Linked DNA regions of Homo sapiens: region 2 is linked to region 1. Evidence: read pairs that join two places in POLR2A ChIA-PET (ENCODE). Cell type or tissue: PC-9. All regions are shown on one strand. Region 1 has its middle 6.1 kb from the start of MAP6-AS1. Region 2 overlaps UVRAG (UV radiation resistance associated).

Region 1 (5,000 bases):
GAGCACAGATTCTAGTAATGAAGGCATGTTAACTTGCATACGATCTGTATCCATCTCTCTTAATCCTTGCAATAGCCCCGTTAGGTGGGAAGTCATCCTAACTTTACAAGGTGTAGCTCAGAGAAGGCAGAGACTGGGCTGGAACCCAGGCCTCCTGGCCCTGAAGTTCAGCCTGTGACAGCTCCCCCACCAAGTGGGAATGGGCAGTAAAATAAGCCAGGCCCGGGTGTGGGGCCACCGAGAGGACCCAAAGGGGGTCTTGAGGCCACGCTCCTCCATCCTGACTCAGGTGGGGAGGGTGGTAAGAGGTCTGTGCTGTTGCATCTCAAACACCCGTCCGTGAGGACTGGAGTTGCTGGTGTGTGAGTGGCAGTGCAGGTGGCAGAGGTGGGTGAGTTAGGGGTGGGGTGGGGTCTAGAGGTTGGTCCAGCCAGTGTTGCTGCCCCCCAGTGCCCCATCACTGCCCTGTGTGGAGCTTTCCTGCTGCCTGGAGGCCATTGGAGGGATTACCCTGTTATTCTCACCCTGGTGCTTGTTAAAGTCTTGGGAGATAATAAGCCTGTTGGATTGTGCGGGTCCCAGATGTGGATGCGGATTAGCCTTCTCCTGAGTGCCTACTGTGTGCCTGGCACTGCCATGTATGATTTCATTTACTTTTCAGACTTCCCTCCAGAGTAGCTATTACTGCTCCATGTTATGGACAAGAAAACTGGGGCTCAGAGAGGGGAAGTGACCAGCTCAAGGCCACCCAGCAGGACAGTGACAGAGCTTGGCTCACATGGGAACCCAGGTTTCCTGGCTGTAGAGGAAGGAGAAGTTACTGACGTGTGTGAGCTCCATGCTCCACAGTTTGCAGGGGGCGGTCACCCATCTTTTCCCCAGTCCCTGCAGCACGGGGCTTGTTGTCCTGACACTCCAGCTGTGACCTCTGCGACAGCATGCCCTTGTCTGCCTGTGTCCTGCTGCATCCCCGCACTTAACACAATGCCCGGCACACAGGAGGCGCCTAATAAATGCACCTTCTAAGGAAGCAGTCTAGTGGGAGCTGTGGTGTTTAGCAGCAGAGGCGTTGGAGCCTGACAGACCTGACGGGCGTCCCAGCTCTGCCACTTCCTAGCAGTGTGACCATGGGTCAGTTACTTACCTTCTCTGAGCTTCAGTTTCCTCAGTAGTAAGGTGGAAATGATAACAGTACTTACCTCATAAGGTTGTGGTGAAAGTTAAATGAGGTAATCCATGGTACTTGGCAAATACATAGCCAATAAACATTATTAGTAGTTACTAATAAGAGAAGGTAGTGATTCAAAATCATACAGCAGAGCTGGGATTTGAGCCTACCTCTCTGCAACTGTAAAAAGCCTGACCCCTTCCATTATGCCACAGTGCCTTGGGTTCAGGCTGGGCTGAAGTGTCAGGGGAGACTCCTGGAAGAAGGGGCTGGAGCTGGACGACAAGAAGGAAAGAAGCATTCCAGATGTGAAGAACAGCTGGAACAGAGGTGCAGCAGTTGCGATGGGCAGGGTGATCGTGGAACACAGGGAGGGGGGTGGTGAGGAGGGCTGAAGTGGGAGATGGAGGATTGAACTGCTACATGATGGGAACCCCCTGGATAAGGCACTCAGAGGGTCAGTGAGCATTATTAGAGGCAGGACAGATGGCCCTCGCCACTCAATCCCTCTGAATTTCCCAATCCTCTGTCCCGCCACTCCCGCTAACTCTACAGCCCCTCTCAGTTCTCACCATCTCCCCTTCCCATTTGCCCATGCTGTCTCCTCTGCCTGGTCCCAGGCCCCTCCCATCTCTGCCTGTTGAGCCCCCTCATCCTTAGAGGCCTATTTCAAAGGATACTATAACCCCCAGGGAACCTTCCAGGCCCCTAGACAGAAGCATGACAGCATGCACAGCAGCATCCCTTCAGGTGCCCTGGAGACACACCATCCTTCATGCATCTTGCTGCCGTCTTCCGTTTTCTCAAGTGTGACTTTTCTCAGTCTGCTCAGCCCCACCACGTGGTCGTCTCCAGTGCCCCATCCCTCGGGGCGCACCCAGTTCACACTGACCCGCCTGGCTGCTCCAGCAAGAATGAGGAAGTGGCTTTGTATTGAAAAGACCCACGCTGAGAAGTGGACAGCTCTTTTCCTTTCTTTTTTTCCATGTCATTTCTCCATTTACCCATTCTTGGTGTAAGCAGAGGTCCCAAGCTCAGCAGGGGAAACTCCAGGCAGAGGAGAGTGCACTGAGCCACATTTTCTGACTTCCTTTTTTTTTTTTTGAGACTCACTCTGTTGCCAGGCTAGAGTGTAGTGGCATAATCTCGGCTCACTACGACCTCCGCCTCCCAGGTTCAAGAGATTCTCCTGCCTCAGCTTCCCAAGTAGCTGGGACTACAGGCACGCACCACCACACCCAGCTAATTTTTGTATTTTTAGTAGAGAGGGCGTTTCACTATATTGGCCAGGATGGTCTCAATCTCTTGACCTCGTGATTCACCCGCCTGGGCCTCTCAAAGTGCTGGGATTACAGGTGTGAGCCACCGCACCCAGCCTTCTGATTTCTTAAGACATGAATTTGAGGCTGCCGTTGCCAAATTACGTAGTCAATTTATCAGTTGAATTCATAGGACTGCTCTGTCTCAGGTGAAACTTAGGGCACTGACCTCGATGAGAATGAGACAGTGTCATATGGGAAGATATGGACAATTTAGAGGCCCCCCCCCGCCCCCGCCCCCGCCCCCGCCCCAACAACATCTACTCCACCGCGCCTCCTAGTGGCAGAAGCAGTCCTTGCTCCTCTACCTGCGGAGGCTCCTGCTGCCTTGCCCGAAGATCTTGCAATGACCTTGCCTGGAAGTTATCCTGCAGCGTTTTAGTTATTTATTGCTGAGTAACAGGCCACTCCACATGTAGTGACTTAATTGGGTTTGCTCAGATGACTGCAATCACTGGATGCTGGGCTCAGCTGGGATAGTTGGAATGGCTGATGCTGGGCCTCTCTGTCTACAGCATCCTCCTTCCCAGTTTCTTCATGGCACGGTGACCTCAGGATTCCGGGAGAATGGAGGCAGGAGCTAAGCATCTGAGGCCTGGGCTCTGCAACTTGCATTATGTCACTTATAATACATTCTCCTGGTTAAAGCTAGTCATCAGGCCAACCCAGATTCAAAGCGTGAAAACTAGACTCCTCTTCTGGAGCATAATATGGTGGGCATCTGTCACCTGAGGAGAGGCCAGTTCTCTTCATGCCCCACTCACGTTGTCTCCAGCCCCATCATGGATAGATCCTTGCCTGCCTAATTCCTGAGTCAAGTCTGGGAGGAGGCAGCACACACATCAAAAGAATTGCAAGATTTTGCTAACTTATATCAGCAAAAATCTGGATAGCGTATATCAGAATGTTTTCTGTGGGTGCTAATCCAGGGACGGAGGAATATGACTTTCACCGGGCTGAATTTATTAATATAGGTACATTTAGCTGAGATTCTAGATTCAATGTGCCAGTGTGAGCAGCTAGGAGTGGTTTTGTTTGCTTAACTGGTTGACTGACTCCTGGATTCAATCAAGGCCTGTGCTCATTGAAATTGAGATGCCAGAAGTTCCTCGTTTTAATATAGAAGATGCAATCCAAAGACCAAGGGAGGGAGGAATGTTGAGGTGACTGTTCCCTGTGTGGCCCACTCCCTCTCCTTGGCTAAGCTCCACATGCCTAACTTCCTCTTGTACAGAAAGACCCCCTTCACCAAGGCACCCAGAAACACATGAGTGAGGGAAGCATCTCTGAAGCATGTTGCAGCACTTGCTCTCTGTGGGCTCGGCATACTGGTGGGAGATGCTGCCATGAAAATGGACTCCATGATTTCAGTGGAAATGATAGGACCCCAGGGGAGCAGAGGGCGAGCAGCACTCGACCACCCAGGACATCAGACCTCAGGTGGCAATAAGCATGTTCTGACCATAGATGTCTTCAGCAAAGGCTGATCAATCAAGGACCAAATAAGACCAAGGAGACCAAACAGATGGGCAGCTCTTAAGGTCCTCCTTAATCTCTCTTTCTCTTTTTTTTTTTAGATGGGAGTGCAGTGATGCGATCTCGGATCGCTGCAACCTCCACCTCCTGGGTTCAAGTGATTCTGCTGCCTCAGCCTCCCTAGTAGCTGGGATTACAGGCATGCACCACTACACCCAGCAAATTTTTGTATTATTAGTAGAGACAGGATTTCACCATGTTGGCCAGGCTGGTCTTGAACTCCTGACCTCAGGTGATCCACCCACCTTGGCCTCCCAAAGTGCTGGGATTACAGGTGTGAGCCACCGCACCTGGCCCTCCTTAATCTCTATAACAGAAACAGGAAATCAAAACAACCAACAAACAAACACAAACCCTCTAGAGCTGGCAAGTGGAAGCTTGACTTGAGCCACTAAGAACAAGATCTCAACCTCTCACCCAAAGTCCCTAGAATGAAAGAGAGGCCAGTACCCTTCAGAAAAGCCCCTTGAATAGCACCAGAGATACATACTGTAAATCATTCCTTCAGCCTTCTGCAAACGGTCCTGGGCCATTTGCCAGAAAACTGTGCTCTGTGGAAAGAAAATACTCAAATTTTTCAGGGATTAGTGGATGTTAAGTCTATTTAATGTTAATTCCTGAGGACCCAGAAAGCTGCTGTGTAGAGGCTCAGGTTGGTCAGGTAATAATTGGAGTTTTGACCCAAGTGCAGTGGGACCCTGAACCCATTCTGCAATTATTATTATTTTTTTTTTACTTTCATGATATATAATTGGAATTACAGGTAGAATTCATACATGAGCCTCCAGACCTGTGGAATAAGCGTAATTATGGCAAAATGATCAAGTGGAAACCCCTCAATCTCCTCCTTCTTACCAAAATAATACACCAATAATAAATTCTGGGGAGTAACAGGAACTTGTGCCACCATCAAAGACTTGAAAGATGCAAAGGTGGTTTCTGTCACATTTCATTTAACTCATCTATTTGGTCTGTGC
Region 2 (5,000 bases), 280 kb after region 1:
CTGATAATAGTAATTAACACCAGTACTTAGCGCATTTTGGGAATTTGGAAAATGATAGCAATTATTATTAGAATTATAATAATCATAATAGTATTTTCTAAAAAGAATAGTCATGGGGCTGGTTGAAGATCATGTTAAAAAACTTGTCTAGAGATATGATGAAAGCAAAGTGCCTTTTTTGTTTTTGTTTTTTCTCTCTTCCAGCTCAGATTATATCTTGAATTTAGGAGTTGTCATTGACTGTTTTTTGAAGTTATCTCAATGAGATATCTCAATCCAATCCTCAACACAGTTAGGGAATAGCTGGTGACAGAGCACGGGGAAGTCCGGGGTCTGGTGTTGCTGTTGAATCTGGCACTAGCTGTCAAGCCTCTTGAGGGCATTTACTCCCTCTTGCGGGCTTCAGTTAATTTATCATTAAAATGAAGGGATTGGTGATTTCTGAGCATTCCTCCCATTCCAAAATGTCATGGTTGAGTGAAGCCTATTCATGAACTTTGTTGGGCTTTACAAACTTTTAACTACCATAGGAGGAGCTGGGAAGCCCTTTCTTTAGTAATTCTAGTTAGTGCTGTCGTATCTTGTTGGTCGGACCTATTATGACAAACGTGAATATTTGATGATCATTGTTTGGTCCTTGGTATAGAACAACCATCATAAGAGACCAATTGACTCTTCTTGATGAACCACCCATACCACCTGTTTAGTGGTAACATTTCTTAGTGTCAGAAGACAGTTTTTTATTGGAAGAATATCCGAAATGCTGGTTTCTAAGTTTTTCTTTTATTTCAGCTAAATTTACAGCAGATCCAAAGAAGATATGTGTAAAATTTAAGAAGAGATGTGTGAAATTTTTTGACTTTTGACATTCTTGTAGTGCTTTTAGGAGATTGTTTACTTATTTCCAATCAAATACTAGTTATTATATCCCCAGAGAACAAAGCCTTGTGTTAATGGATGGATAGATTCTAAACTTGGTTCTTGTTAAAATTGGAAATTTTTATTTTTTATTTTTTATTTTTTTGAGACGGAGTCTCACTCTGTCGCCCAGGCTGGAGTGCAGTGGCGCGATTCCAGCTCACTGCAAGCTCCGCCTCCTGGGTTCAGACCATTCTCCTGCCTCACCCTCCCGAGTAGCTGGGACTACAGGCATCCGCCACCACGCCCAGCTAATTTTTTGTATTTTTAGTAGAGACGGGGTTTCACTGTGTTTGTTTCACCGTGTTAGCCAGGATAGTCTCGATCTCCTGACCTCGTGATCCGCCTGCCTCGGCCTCCAAAAGTGCTGAGATTACAGGCGTGAGCCACCGTGCCCGGCCCTTAAGTTTGTTTTTCATAGTTATTTTCTTACCCATGAAATGTAAATGCCTGCCCTCTCCTGGAATACCGACTGTCTTGAATACATCAGAAGATGAACTCTATATTACTTAATTTGGTGATCTTACCCAAGTCTCATAGTTTTATTTATTTTTATTTATTTTTTATGAGACAGAGTCTGACTCTGTCAACCAGGCTGGAGTGCAGAATCACAGCTCACTATAGCCTCAACCTTTTGGGCTCAGGTGATTCTCCCGCCTCAGCCTCCCGAGTAGCTGGGACTATAGGCACACACCACCATGCCTGGCTAATTTTTTGTTGTTGTTTGTAGAGCCGAGTTTTGCCATGTTGTCTAGGCTGGTCCCAAACTTCTGGGTTCAAGCAATCCACCTGCCTTGGTTCCCAAAGTGCTGGGATTATAGGCAGAAGCCACCAAGCCTGGGTCAAGTCTTCAAGTTTTAAATGTCACCTGTTGACCTTTCCTCTGAACTCATACCCCTGTAATCCAGTTGCCTACTCTACAGCTCCATTTGGGGTCTAGTAGGTAACTTAAACTTGATATGTTCAAAACTGAGCTTCTGATGTTCCAGCTGTGATCCATCTCCTGTATTCTTCCTTATATCAGAAAATGGCAACTCCATTTCCTTGGCCAAAAACTTGGAGTTATCCTGGATTGTCTTCTTTCTCTTACATTTCACATCCAGTCTTTCAGCGTATACTTTTGGCTCTTACTATCAAAATATATCCATAACCTAATCACTTCTTGCTATCTTCAAACCACAGTCATCTTTTAACTACATTGTTGAAGTAGACGTTTAACAGGTTTGTCTGCTCATGCAACTCCGTCAGTCTGTTCTCAACTGAGATCCTGTTAAAATGAAAGTCACATCCCTTTATTTCTCTCCTCAAAACCCTCCCATGGCTTCCCATCTCATTCACAGAAAAGGCTAAAATCCTTATGGTTTCCTAGAAGGCCTTTCATGATCTGGTTCTTGGTTACCTCTCTGAACTCATTTTCTGCTACTCTTCCAGCTGTCTGTGTTCCAGCTAGCTGAAATTGTAGCTGTTGCTTGAATGCATTGGTTTTAACTAACTTAAAGACCTCTGCATTTGCCATTTGACTTGGATACTTTTCCTTCACTTATTCACGTGACTAGTGCTTCCACCTTCTTGCAGATCTTTCTTTTTCCCCCCCCCTTTTTTTTTTGAGATGGAGTCTCGCTCTGTTGCCCAGGCTGGAGTGCAGTGGTGCAGTCTCAGCTCACTGCAGCCTCTACCTCCCAGGTTCAAACGATTCGTCTGCCTTAGCCTCCCGAATAGCTAGGACTACAGGTGTATGCCACCACGCCCAGCTAATTTTTGTAGTTTTAGTAGAGATGGGGATTCACCATGTTGGCCAGTATGGTCTTGATCTCTTGACCTCGTGATCCACCCGTCTTGGCTTCCCTAAGTGCTGGGATTACAGGCCTGAGCCACTGTACTCAGCCTTTTTTTTTTTTTCCTTTCAATTCTGCTCCTTCTGAATTGCAGGTCTTTATTCCACATGTTTCTCAGAGAAAGTCTCCTTGATCACTGACTAACCCTTTTATAAATTGTGATTATTCTCCTCTGTCTTCTGTGCTTTATTTTTCTCTGTGGTACTTAAGATCACTTGACATACTATATGTTTAATTATTTGATTATTGTATGTCTCTTCCCACTAGAATGTAAACTCTATGAAGGCAGAGATTTTCAGGTCACTTTTGCTTATTGCTCTGTCCCCAATATGCAGAACTGCAGAACCATGCTTGACACATACTAGGCCTTCAAATATTTTTGTCTTTTTAATTTAATTTTTTAATAGGTAAAAAAAAATATATATGTGTATATATATATAAAGATACAAAGGTTCATATTAAGGCCTCCCTTTCACCAGCCTTCTGTCACCCTAGTTTTCTACCCCACCCTGATAACCACTGTTACTCATTTCTTGTTTGTCTTTCCTGAGATTCTTTATGCAAATACAAGTACAAATACAAATATTCTTATTCCTTTCTCTCCTCTTTTTTACACAAAGTGTACCATACTATTTATGTTTCTGTACCTTGCATTTTTCACTTACTGTCTTAGGGTTTTCTCCATATTGGTTCATAGACAGCATCCCTGTATTTTGTTTTTTTCTGCATAGTTTTGCATTGAATAGATACACCATAATTTATTTACTGGCTCCTATTGGTGGACACTTAGGTTGTTCCAGTCTTTTGCTATACACACAGTATTGCATTGAATAACTTTATAATACATTGTTTTGTATGAGTGACAGTATATTGATAGGGTAAATTTCATAAAGTGGAATTACTAGGACAAAGAGAATGTGTACTTGAAGTTTTGGTAGATATTGCGAAATTGCCCTCCGTGGGAGTTGTTTTATGTGTGAGTGCTTTTCTCCCCACAGCTTCAACCACCAAGCCTATGCAAACTTTTGAATTTTTGCCACCCTGTTAGGTGAAAAATAATTTTGCAGTATAGCTTAAGTTTGTATTTCTCCTATTATGAGTCCACATTCATAGTAGGAGATAGTTTTGCTTTGAATAGATACACCATATCTATGAGTATTAGGATGAGGCACTTAAGCATTTGTTGAATGAATGGAATGCTGCAGAACAGCCAAAATATGCCACTTGAAACATACTCTGCAATCTGTGATTGCTTTGTTTCTTTCCGTCTTAGCATGGCTACATAGAGAAATATTTATATTTAATGGTCTTTTTCATGTAGAAGTAGGTCTTGAATGATATCTTTTTGAAAATTTAGGCTGGGTGTGGTGGCTCACGCCTGTAATCCCAGCACTTTGGGAGGCCGAGGCGTGTGGATCATTTGAGGTCAGGAGTTCAAGACGAGCCTGGCCAACATGGCGAAACCTCTTCTCTACTAAAAATACAAAAATTAGCCGGGCGGTGGTGGTGTGCACCTGCAATCCCAGCTACTCAGGAGGTTGGGGCTGGAGAATCACTTGAACCCGGGAGGCGGAGGTTGCGGTGAGCCGAGATCACGCCACTGCACTCCAGCCTGGGTGACAGAGTGAGACCCTGTCTCAAAAAAAAAAAAAGAAAATTTCCTTGTATGATTTTACTCACATTGAATGGAAAAAAACTAAACAATTTTATTAATAAAATTTTATTAATTTTGTTTTAAATAATTTTAGGTTTTGTTTTAAGCAATAAAACTTAAACAATAACAATAAAAATTATAAAATATTTTAAATACATTATTTTATTTCAGCCTCGTAACAACCCTATTATATTCCAGGTGTCATTCTCCTTTGAAAGATGAAGAAATTGTGGGCCATAAAGGTTAATTGACCTATCCAGGGTCACAAAGATTGAGGTAGATTGAGGACTGGAACTATTTTTTTTTAACTCTACATTCACTCATTTTTTTATATTGTGCTATAAATTTTATTGATAATATTTTAGATGCAATAGAATGCTACACAGTGTAGGTTCATGTTTGTCATATTAGAAATAACCTCATACTCAGCAATTTCTTTCCAAATTGTATGGCTCCTTTGTTAAACTCTCTTCATTTACATTGGCATGTTCATTTTGAGGGTCTGCTGGAGAAGGCGAATTGTTTTGTTTGATTTATTCAGCCAGGTAACAAAGTTTTATTTATTTATTTATTTTGAGATGGAGTTTTGCTCT

What was found. ChIA-PET counts read pairs that join two places held together with the same protein. Peaks named below come from ENCODE experiments on the same cell type or tissue, not always from the same donor. Only the 100,000 strongest peaks of a DNase experiment are listed, where the experiment ranks them.
Region 2: POLR2A ChIA-PET joins it to region 1 with 5 read pairs; 2 of 35 experiments call an interaction of 5 or more read pairs at or near these places.

What each region holds. Positions count from the first base shown.
Region 1 is chr11:75,574,615-75,579,614 of GRCh38, forward strand. No RefSeq gene overlaps it. Among named protein-coding and RNA genes, the nearest start is that of MAP6-AS1, 6.1 kb to the right of the region's middle. RefSeq lists an enhancer at 1,893-2,393 and a silencer at 3,516-3,684. In PC-9, CTCF peaks have their summits at 2,923 and 3,122; a DNase peak (open chromatin) is centred at 2,067.
Region 2 is chr11:75,854,984-75,859,983 of GRCh38, forward strand. The region is part of intron 2 of UVRAG (UV radiation resistance associated); the gene reads left to right. Among named protein-coding and RNA genes, the nearest start is that of UVRAG, 42 kb to the left of the region's middle. In PC-9, no CTCF peak of the experiment used is centred here; a DNase peak (open chromatin) is centred at 2,118.